2 separate regions of the Homo sapiens genome follow, and region 1 is linked to region 2. A link is a contact called in ENCODE Hi-C data. All regions are on one chromosome and are shown on one strand. The core of a region is the stretch at or near the end of the contact, and the rest is flanking DNA. Distances in the headings are between cores, read along the strand shown. Region 1 has its middle 100 kb from the start of MIR573. Region 2 has its middle 180 kb from the start of ADGRA3.

What was found. A loop is a pair of places that touch in the nucleus more often than their neighbours do. Pooled maps may share reads with other maps.
Region 1: a loop to region 2 is called in a map of CD8-positive, alpha-beta T cell, with 26 times the contacts of the local background. The contact joins two enhancer-like sites. A Hi-C loop is called at or near these places in 2 of 168 maps with a recorded cell type or tissue (CD8-positive, alpha-beta T cell and PC-9), 3 of 37 single-sample maps with no recorded cell type and 9 of 50 pooled maps.

The regions. Positions count from the first base shown.
Region 1 is chr4:24,415,522-24,421,092 of GRCh38, reverse strand. It overlaps a transcript of PPARGC1A not described here. Among named protein-coding and RNA genes, the nearest start is that of MIR573, 100 kb to the left of the region's middle. Within about 2 kb of position 3,717, at least 2 of the 41 ENCODE cell types and tissues checked have a DNase peak (open chromatin) inside an H3K27ac peak, as active enhancers do.
Region 2 is chr4:22,691,573-22,697,555 of GRCh38, reverse strand. It overlaps the pseudogene GBA3. Among named protein-coding and RNA genes, the nearest start is that of ADGRA3, 180 kb to the right of the region's middle. Within about 2 kb of position 1,480, at least 2 of the 41 ENCODE cell types and tissues checked have a DNase peak (open chromatin) inside an H3K27ac peak, as active enhancers do.

The sequences.
Region 1 (5,571 bases), core at 2,468-4,967, 1.7 Mb before region 2:
TTGAAACCTAAATCCCCAATGCAATAGTGTGAGAGGATGGGGTCATTGGGAGGTGATTAGATCATGAGGGCTCTGCCCTCAAGAATGGAATTAGTGACCTTATGAAAGAGGCTTGAGGGAATGCTTTTAACATTTTCTGCCATATGAGGACATGTAGAAGGCACCATCTATGAGGAGCAGGCCCTCACCAGACACCATATCTGCTGGTGCTTTGATCATGGACTTCCCAGGCTCCAGAATTGTGAGCAGTAAATTTCTGTTGTTTATGAATTACCCAGTCTAAGGTTTTCTGTGATAGCAACCCAAGCAGACCAAGACATCTGGGAACGCTACCCCGGTTCAACAGCAAGAATCGGTTGGAGAATGTGCCAAGTGGTAGGGGAGGGCTGCTGGCTTGTGTGGAAAGTGTGGGCAGGAAAGAATCAACTTGGCCTGCTTAAAATTTAGTCTAGGGTGGATCTCAGCAGGGGACAGTGAGTAAGTCAACCAGGAGGTATGGATCAGAAATTAAGAAAGACTTTTGTGACTTGGAATCCCAGCCGGGAGTGTGGACATGATCCATTCTGCATTAAAAACCCACTAGAGAGTTATAAAAACGGGCATACGATCGGACAGACACTAATCTTCCAAAGAACCAGAGTGTTAGCCTATTTATGTAGCTATATCATGCCTTCAACGCGCCGGAAAAATAATCAAAGGAGAATTTAGAACTGTTCTCAGATTGTCAGTTTTTCATCTAAAAATGTTAATGTACATTAAACTTTAAATTAAAAAAAGCACATCCCATCACAAACTATTTTTAATATGGAATACTTAGCAGCGGTGCACACTTTCTGTTCTGAGATTTACCAGGCTATTAACCAGAATAATTTGGGTTTAAAATGAACTGAATTAGGTTGTGTATCCCCACGTTAAGTCTCAAACAAATTACATTATTTAAGCTGTCATCTGTAAAAGGTGCATACGCTTTTGGTTATTCTATGCAGATAAAGTTGCAGTCCAGTTATAAGTGTCTGATGGCATCAGAAATGTCAGCAACTGACAGAACTGTTTATGGAAAAGAGAAAAGAAGAATCTCATTACTGGTTCTTTAGAGCCTATTTTTCACTTTTCTTTTTGTTTGAAAATAATTTAATGTATATAATTGCATGCCTTGAAGACTTTAAAATACACAAGGTTGCCTGGATTTAGACTCAATATTTGTGCTAGTTTGTGAGTTTGTATGAGGATGCATTTGGACATGAAAACCTAAAGTTGGCAGGAATTTTTCTATCCTCTTTTGTCTCTTCTGGGTGATTTGGATGTGATTATAATCAGGAAATAGTTTGAATGTGATAGAACCCTGATGATTCCTAATTCTGGCCGTCATGTGCACCAGCCACTTCTGTTCCTCTCTGGAAAGAATTGAAGAGTCAGCAGATAAAAGTTGCTTTTTCAGACTGAGAATGAGTGCGCCCCTAGCTCACCTGGCCGCTAGGTGGCACTGCAGCCATAAGGAAGTGTGGTCACAATTACATAGTTCGGCTGTGGCATTAAGGAAGTTCTCCAAGGCTGAAATTGGGAGAGGGCAGCCTTTTCATCTCTGTGTTTTTCGGGATTGTAGGGTTCTTTGGATTCTATTGCATACTTTGTGTATCTAGGATGCTGCTAAGGGGAAGGGGATTATTTGTTTAGGGTGTGATGTTTCCTGGGTTTGTGTTGTTGCATAAGACACACACACACACACACACACACACACACTTGAAGATTTGTTAGGAATTGTGTTGGTCAGGGAGTGGGAAGTGAAGGGCAATATCACACTTCCGTGGTTTCTGAGCAGAATGGTCTGTTCCAACTGAGCAACAGATGGCGTCCTGACCTGTGTGCCTTTTTCTTTGGTGTTCATCTGCTGGAAATGTTCTCAGTAGAGACGACCAAAATTCTGGAAGATGCTAAGTGTCATAGCATCTCTCTTTGTGCCAGCCCCCTCTCCTGCTTCTTTTCCCTCTGTTTTTAACCACTAAGGAAACAATCATTATCCAAAAGTATTTTTTTTCCTTTTTGAATAGAAGCTAAGTATTTGAAACCTAGACACCTTACTATTGTCCCAGAGAAGAAAAGAAACCAACAAAGAATCTACTAAGAGTGTCAAAGAGTGAAAACTGAATAACAGCTACACAAGTTACTCTGAAAATAACAAGAATTCTGGCAGATGATTAGCAAAAATATTTCCTAAATAGTGAAAGATGAGGAATTGACTGACATTGAGGTGTGTCTGGTGAAATTAAATTTGCTGTTAAGTGACTTGAAAAGAAATGTGTGGAGGGTATGTTGGTAATTAAATCAGCAAACAATGGGATTCATAATGAAAATGGTAATAGCTATGTTTATAGAGGTCCTGCTATGTTCCAGGCATTTTTGTATAATTACTTAATCTTTAGAATAGATCTTTGAAATGGGTATGATCAAACTCTTTGGCACATAAGTAAATGATAGTGTAGCTAGGTTCATACCTGGCCTGGGTTCTAACACCTTTAAAAGCTCTAATTAGAATTAGGTCTGTTAGAGTCTAACACTTGTGTCTCGGTGTTTAGAAAATGACTTGATAATGGAACATAAAGGCAAAGAGAATGTCTGTGTTGCTTCTCATTGCATCTCCAGGACCTGCCATAGTGCTTGGCTGGCTCATGTAGGACTTCAGTATACATTTGTTCTACCCATAGATAAATGCCAGAGAGCTGGAAGATTCCATGGTGTTTAATTAGAACACTAGTTAACGCTTGATGTAGCGAATGTAATAACAGCTTTAGATGTGGATGGCCCTCTGTTGCTTAGAAGAACTGGAATACACTTTATTTCAGCTCACTCAACCTCAGACGCCAAGTTCTATGGGGTGGGGAATATCATTGAATTTTACGAAACAAAGAAGCTGGAACTCTGGAGTTAAGGAAGCTTCCCATGGTGGCTGCACTTGTTGAGTTCAGGTTTTCTCACTTTAGATTTAAGGGTTTTTAAGGCAGCTCCAAGTTCACAAAAGCCCACACAATTTTTTATTAATTAAAATGACATATAATGAATAATATTCTTATTATTTTTATGTATATATAATAAATATTCTTACAGAAAAAACAAAATAAATAGTCTGATGGTGGAGGGTTAGTCTTATAGCCATATAGAAGTCATTTCACTTTAAAAAGTATGTTTTTGAACTTTTACCTGCAGTTTTTATTTGAGAAAAATTAGAAGGTACAGATGAGCAAAATGAAATATGCAACCACTCATCTTTCCTTTTAGAAATTTATATCATCTATAAATTTTTTCTATACATATATGTTATAAAAAGATCATGTTTTATAATTTGCTTCTGAACTCAATATAATGTATACATCTTTATGTGTCGACAAATTATTTCTACATTGTAACCTTTAATGGCTGCAAAGTGACCTGCTAGATGAACATATCAATTTATGTAACCAATACCTTGTTGCTGGACATTTGGGTTGTTTCCAGACTTTTGCTATAATAAAGCAATATTACAACAAGCATCCTTCAATGTGTATCTTTGTGCAATTAATCTTGACCCATTGTTTTATAGGGGAATTTACATACACCCAGAGAGGTTGTGAAATTTACTTGCTAGGCAGAACTTGGACCAGATTTCAGGGCTCTCAAATCACTGACAACTGTTTTTCTGCTTCATCAGTGAGGTTTCAAAACCTATCTGGTGGCTGTGGCCATTTCTTCCCAGGGGAAGGAAGGGATTCTTGGCATGTGCTGGGAGTTGTTCCTCAACAGAACTGAGTTACCCCTACAAAAGAAAAGTCAAGTTTAAGAAAAACAAACTGGAGAAGGTGATTTGACTGCTTTAATACTGTTAATAGAACTCCCTCTTTAAACTCTTTTCTTCCTTTTCCTCTGTAACTTTACATTCTGTTTCCTCCCTGCTTCTCTGATCTTCCTTTCTTCTTTCACTTCCTCCCTAACTCCCTTCCAACTCTCCTTCCTTTCCTACCAGTTGTCACTGTTACTTGAGTTCCTATCCCCAAATTTCTCCTTTTCCACTCTTTCCCTTTTTTTTTTTTTTGAGATGGAATCTCGCTCTGTTGCCTAGGCTGGAGTGCAATGGTGTGATCTCGGCTCACTGCAACCTCCGCCTCCTGGTTTAAGCGATTCTCCTGCCTCAGCCTCCCGAGTAGCTGGGATTACAGGCAGACGCCACCATGCCTGGCTAATTTTTGTATTTTTAGTAGAGACGGGGTTTGGCCATGTTGGCCAGGCTGGTCTCAAACTCCTCACCTCAGGTGATCCAAATGCCTCAGCCTCCAAAAGTGCCGGGATTACAGGCGTGAGCCACTGTGCCAAGCCATGTTTCCCTGTTTTTAATGGCTTCATCTATCACTTCCAGACACATGACTCCCAAATCTAAAACTTCAATCCTGATGCCTCTCCCACGGGCCAGTTCCATGCTTCCTATCGACAGTTAGATATTTGCGTTCCTGGGCCCAGGACTTCTAATTAAAGCTTCTCATTTCCACAGCCAGAGTCTTGAGTCACCTGATCCCTTCGCCTAGTCTCACACATCTTGCCAAGTGCAGTCAGGTCTTTGTCTCTGGCCCTCAGCCCTTCTCTCCCATTCCCACTGCCTATGCCCTAATTCTGGCACTCCTGACCTCTTGCCTGGACTATTGCAGTAGCCTCTCACATGGTCCCGTGCCTCTCTTTTCTCCCTGGCAAATTCATTTTGCACAGGCTTGGCACATTTATCTTTTGAGGTCACTGCTTTGATTGATCCACACTGTATACTAAATAGATTACAAAGCTGTTAGCCTGGCCTTCAAGAGTCTTTGTAATTTGACCTTAAGCTACCTTCTTAGTCCCATCTACCCTGGTTCTCTAGCATAAGACATTGTGCTTCCGTGTGTCTGGACTTCTTGAAACTTCTTTAACACACTTGCCTCGTAACTGGCTCTGAGCCTTTCTTGGATCACTTCCTGGGCCTGAATTGCCTGTATCCATCTGCATTTTAAGGTCTTAAAACACGATTACCACCTCTTCCATGAAGCCTTTCCTGATTCCTTAAGCCCAAGGTAATTTTTAAAAAATTAATCACGACCCCTTGCTGGCAGTACAAAACATCCATTGTAGCTATTCATGTACATGTTTTATGTCCCACTGTACATTTTAATCTCCTCATGGGTAGGAGCTTGTATCTTTCTCAAATCCCTGCAATCTCACTCCTCAACCTTAGTATAAGTGTTATCCCCATACCAGATTCTCCAAAAACTATTTGTGAATAAATAATTTTAGATTTAAAACATTTTACATAAATTTATAACTAATACAGAATATTTGCAGTATACAGCAAAATTACGACGAACATCTCTGAATATGTAATTAAGAACTCTCTGTTCTTCAAGCAAAACAAACTTTATATGTATTCGTAATTGCCATTACTTATCAAACCCTCTTCTTTCTCAGTGTTCTGGCAACACATACAAATGGGATTCAGAAATAACTTCTCAGAAGGTCAGTAGAGTTGGCTGGAAAGGTCTGCTTTTGTAAGTGGGAACCCTTTTCTTGTCCTTAAAATAT
Region 2 (5,983 bases), core at 231-2,730:
CAAAGAAAAAACAGCCTATATAGAAACACCATAAACTCAACTTATAACCAAAAAATACAGCTGCCATGTTCTTTTTCCAATTTTTTAAGGGAACACACACATGCACACACACACACACACACACAAATGTCTTAACTACAAGAATCCACCTTTAACGTATGGCAAATAGAGATGGCCAAAGTCTGAGGCAATCCCCAATTTCTGCCGACATAAAACCAAAGTCAAACTTAAAATCAACTGTTATATTAGAGTAATATCAAGGATTCACAATGGCATTCCTAAAACTGAGAACTTTGGCTCCTTAAAAACCACAAACTCAGATCCCACTAGGAAGCATTAACAGAGTAGTTTAGACTTTGCTTAGGATTTGTGGGATTTTGCAAAGCATGTTCGCTCCTTAAGAGCCTTCCCTGAAATCACCGGGAGTTAGAAGCTCATAAGAACTGTAGAATTGGGTCCTCAATGTCATTTTCATATCTCTTCCGTGGCCTACCATCAAAGTAAACAAAATGCCACGGAGCTACCTGATGTTTTTGCACCTCACGTTCCCTCCAGCCAAACACAGAGGACAGAGTCAGCTTCACAAGGGGTTAAAAATCATGGGAATTTTTCTCTACTTAAAAACATTGCGGGAGACTCACTTCTGTATGTACGATGATTTTTTGCACTTTCTTCCCTGCCTCTTAGTCTAACAAATACATTTTTTAGGTTTTACATGGTTCTTTACAACTCACCTAAAACACATAATTTTCCTCCTGCTTATACCATTTATTTATTATTTATTTATTAGATTCGTATTGTGCTTTCTTCCAAAAGGCTCAAGGCACCATGCAGTCAACTCTTATGTAATAACATTAAACTCTTCTATAAGACCATAAACAGTGAAATAGCCAGAGGAGAGGAAGAAAGGATCTGAACAAGGACAGGACAAAGGAAAGGCCGTGATTCCGGCAAAATACGCAACCAAGTAGTCAATGTGTTAGGAGACCTGGTGATAAGGCCCAGTCCCTGCCCCTCTCAGTGGGGCCCACCTGCAAAGACCCTGACAGTATTTTCTATATGGAGACAAAATATCTCCATTTTCGCAGTGAGGGTGAGGGAGAGTATGCTAGTTATTCTTCAGGGATTTCAAGAGAGTATCTGAAAACAAATATACCAATACAGACAACTGTATTTTGAAATACAGTGGAAAGAGAGACAGTAGAAAGAGATACGTGGTAATGTTTTATAACAAATCTTTAAAAGTGTTAGATTTTTTTACAAATACAATTCAGGCTCAGTCCTCAGCTCTGCTGAGTGTCTCCTGACTTCCAATGCATCTACAGACCTTCCAAGGCCAGGGCAGCACAAAACTGCAAAGATTATCAAAATCAAAAAGAGACAGGCTGTTCTCGGCTTTAAATCCAAGCCATGCTGATTTGATAAAGCCACGAGTGAACTTCCTGCACTGTAATCCAGTCGATGGTGGGAGAAATGGTTAAACAGTAACTCTCCTGGCAACTGCTGGTGAAGTAGTCAAGCATGAGCAAGGAGGGAATAGATTCTAACTAGCAGTCCAAACAAGAAATGACCATTCCCACTAAATGGAGTAGACAGTGTAACTCTCCTTCTCTCAGAGTGCAAGAGAATACAGCCAGGAGAAAGAAAAATAATAATAGTATTGGCATTAATATTAGTATTTGGTGAGCACTACATGGGGGCACTCTTATACCACAGTTACATATGCTTACCTCTTCAGTCCCTAGAACCAATCTACAGAGAGAGTATGACTATGTTTCAAATTTCACAAATAAGAAAACTGAGGCTTAAATATATTATTTGCCCAAAGTCACTCTGCTAGTAAGTGCTTGAGCTAAAATTCACACACAGCACAAAAGGATCAGGAAGAGCTCCTAGGGTGGAAAGCAAGCAAGCATGCAAAAGTTATGCTGTGAGTTGACAAAGATAGCAGGCTGATGGCTCTTGGCAGAGCATGATGGATCAAGTACCCTACCTAGTAAACTATAGATAGTTAACAGCAGGTTAGAGGCCACAAATAAAGACCTCAAAATATGGCAGAAGCAAGCCTAAGTCCGAAGAGCATAGGACAAACTGGCTCCAAGCAGACAGAAGAGATGCAACAGTATTGAGATCATGTGAAGAGAGGAGCTCAGAATGGGCCAGTTAATGTTACCTCCAGGTCCTAAGTGGGCAGGAACTCAAAGTTAGTAGTTGAAACCCACTCTATTGTCTTGTATAACTGCATATTTATGCCAAGTTAACTGTAGAGTTCCATAGTGAATCATTCTTTGTAATCCTTTTGTGATCCTCCCAGATATGAATATGATGCATCGAGCACTCACTAAATGCCAAGTACTTAACACACATTATCTTATTTAAACCTCATAGCTGTGCTACACAGGAGACACCATAATAATCTCCATCTTACAGGTGAGGAGGCACAGAGAAGATGAGTCATTTGGACAAAGTCACAAATCTAGTAAAAGGAGAGATGGAATCCAAGTCTAAAGAGTCTTCCCCCAAAGCTCATCTTAATAATCACCAATGCTATGTTGCTTCTAGAATCTGATTCTATTTACACCATTCTGGTGCTCTACCATGCTTTCTCGGATTTTTCCGACCTCTCTTTTGAGACGGAAACTAACAAAGATCATTGCTTTTGTTTTTATTCCCAGAGGGTCAGCCTATTCAGTCACCCTCTACAACAAAGTGGAAATTATCTGGAAGAAGATGAAAGAAGATCCCATGTAGCGAAAAAGGTGGCATGGAATCTCAGCCAACCAGGACACTGTCAGACGTTCCTTTAAAAGAGCCTTGTATCACAGATCATATATGTGCAATAATATACATAATCCCCCAGTGGGAGATGTCTTCTACATGGCAGTTATCACAACTGTGTAGTAAAGATTCCTCCTTCCCATTCTAGAGGATGGGGAAATAGCAATTGAAGCTAGGAATCACAGGCAGCATGGGTTGTACCAGGATCAACTTGTCCTGTTTCTTTGTCTAGAAAGATCTCCCCATATTCAAATGGCAGTCTCCTCCTCATACCTTAAGTTTAGACGGAATGATGCTAGTTCACAAAGATCCTCCTTGATGACCCATCCTGAAGAACTGGTTTTCACGTGACCCTTTCCCACAACATCCTATTATCACCATAGCACTTACCATAGCAGTCATTATTTCATTGATTGATTGACTTGTTTTTCTCGGTGTATAAGTTTTCTAGGGGTGCTGTAACAAAGTGCCACAAAATGAAAGCCTTGAACAACAGAAATGTATTCTCTCACAGTTCTAGAGGCTGGAGTTCCAAAATCAAGGTGTCAGCAGGCTCATGGACCCCCAAGTCTCTAGGTAAAATCCCTCTTGCCTCTTTCTAATTTTTAGTGGCGACTATTGCTCCTTAGCTTACTGTAACATTCCAATCTCTCTCTCACACACGGTGTTCTCCTTGTCTCTTTGTCCAATTTTTCTTCTTTCAAATTTCCAAATTTCTCAGTGTCCAAATTTCCTTCTTTTTAGGACACCGGTCATATTGGATTGCATATCTGCCCTACTCCAGTATGATCTCATCTTAACTTGGCTAATTACATCCTCCAGTGGCCAATTCTGGCTTCTAGAACCGTAAGAGGATAAATTTATGTTGTTTAAGCCCCACAGTTTATGATATTTTATTATGGCAATCCTAGGAAGCTACCACAATAACTCACTTTGCTTTGTTTAATCCAGGGTTTCATATACTTATTTGACCAAATAAATATTTTCTCCATGGTAGCTATTAACAATCTCTAACTCCCTTTGTGGAGGGGAAGGGGGGACATACGTGTTTTAGAAAAGTAAAGCTCATCTTCCTATTTCACAGATGAAGAAACTGAGACTCAAGGAGGACAAAGAATTCACACACTTGTGTGTGGTAGGATGAGGATCAGAACTTGGGCTCCACAGGCACTCTGGGTGCTCTTTACCATTTGCTTCTATTTACTTCTCAGCTGCCCCAGGAAATATGGTGGCATACAAGATTAGGCTTGGCTTGGCGCTCACTAAGAATAGAACAGGGAACTTTTCCCAATTAATGAAGGGCTCTTTGAAAAAATCGACCCAATATTCTTCCAGCCAATAGAAAAAAATGATTCTCCTTTGTAGAGGAGTTGGGGCAAATGGATTCTAAAAATCAATTATAAAAGCAGCTGGTCCAATGTAAACTGATGTCTCAGCTGAGTTTGGACTGACTGAAAATCCAGCCACAGCTTGGTTTTCACCTCTTCATCCCTCCACCCTTCCTTGTGCCTAAAGAGACAAGAGAATGTGAGCCCCCACCCCTGACATGTTTGAAAAGGGAAACAAATTCATTGATAACATTGTGGTCTGTTCAATTCTTTGCTTTTCTTTTTGCCTCCTTACCCCACCATCTTCCTCAGGTACACAGGACACACCAGAAATAAAGCACTCCCACCCCAGTGAAGGGGAGAGAGTGTCCCCTACCTTCTACTTGATAAGCTGCAGTGGCTGCCGCCCATCCAAATCCTGCAGGGAAAGCCATGGTTTAAGAAGCTGTCTACTGGGATCTTCAGCTGCCAGAAGCAGAGCACCCTTTGGCCAGAGGAGCCAGGCAATTGTGCAAACAGAAAATGAGCTCTCACCCTAGAATGAAGCCTCAGAATACAAATATTTATGCAAACAACAAGGAAGCAGGGGCAAAGGACACTTGACTGCCACAGCCTTGATAAGAATCCAAGATACTTTGTACAAGGCCATCATTTATACTTTCTTCCCCCAGCACTCCCTGATTCTTAACAGAGTTGATAACCCTGGGTGCTAAGTCCCTGATTTGGCAGGGCACCCATTTACCTGATGTTTTGCCTTTTAAAGTAACATGAACATTGTTTTAAAAAGTCATTATCATCCTACTAGAATTTTCCCTTAGTTCATTCATCCCAATTCCTGATCCGTACTCTGTAGAGGTAACCACTTTTAACCATTTCTTCTGATATTTAATCCCATATTGTGTAAATAATAGGGTGTTGCTGCTTATTTTTTTCAATTTTAGATAATTATTGACTTCTGGGTATAGGGCAGAGGATCTAGCACTCTCTCTCTCTGTTCCTCCTCCCTCCTTCTCTTCCACCTTCTCCCATCTGGCCAACATGATAAAATTACCTTTTCATTTAAATGAATTCAATATTTATATTTCTATGAGTCTGTATGGCTCAAAGCTGAGCCATATAGTATACATACCATGCTTCCATGCAACTTTTAATTTTCTCTAGGGTTAATCCACTGCCTGATCTTTATGTTTATTTCATCTTCTTTACACCTATTACTAATTCATCCCCAAACACTCTGACAGAAGAATACATCTCTGAGTTGTTCAAACAACTCTGTCTTCCTGCTCCATTCTGCACTGTTTATTTTTTAGGACACCACAGAGCTTTGACCCACGATCTCCTTCACATCATTCAGAGAGGCTCCTTCACCTCTCCCCTGGTCTTTCTGTTTCTTTTCCCGCTTTAGAGAAGCACATCCTCAAATAACTGTCTGATAAAGGGGGCATGGGACATAAATATTTCAAAACTCTGTAGTTGCTCTGGAATTGTCTTTAGTCTAACATTGCTCTTAATATGCAGTTTTGTACAGGATTTTATGATGAAAATAATTTTCACTCAGAATTTTGAAGGCATTGGTTCCTGATTTTCTAGCTTCTGGTGTGGCTACTGACAAGTTTGATGAGAATACAAGTCCTGTTCTTTTATATGTAAACTTTTTTATTTCCCCAGCCCACCCTCTCTGACCCCCAAGTTTCTGTTTCTGAAATTTCAGTCATGTTCATTGGTGTGGAACTTCTGTCCATTGTGCCAGGAACCCAGTGGGTATGGGTTTCCACAGAAATGTACATGTTAACAGTAGGGGAAACTGGATGAGGGGCCATGGGAACTCCCTGTACTATCTTTGAAGCTTCTGTGTAAATCTAAAATTGATCCAAAAT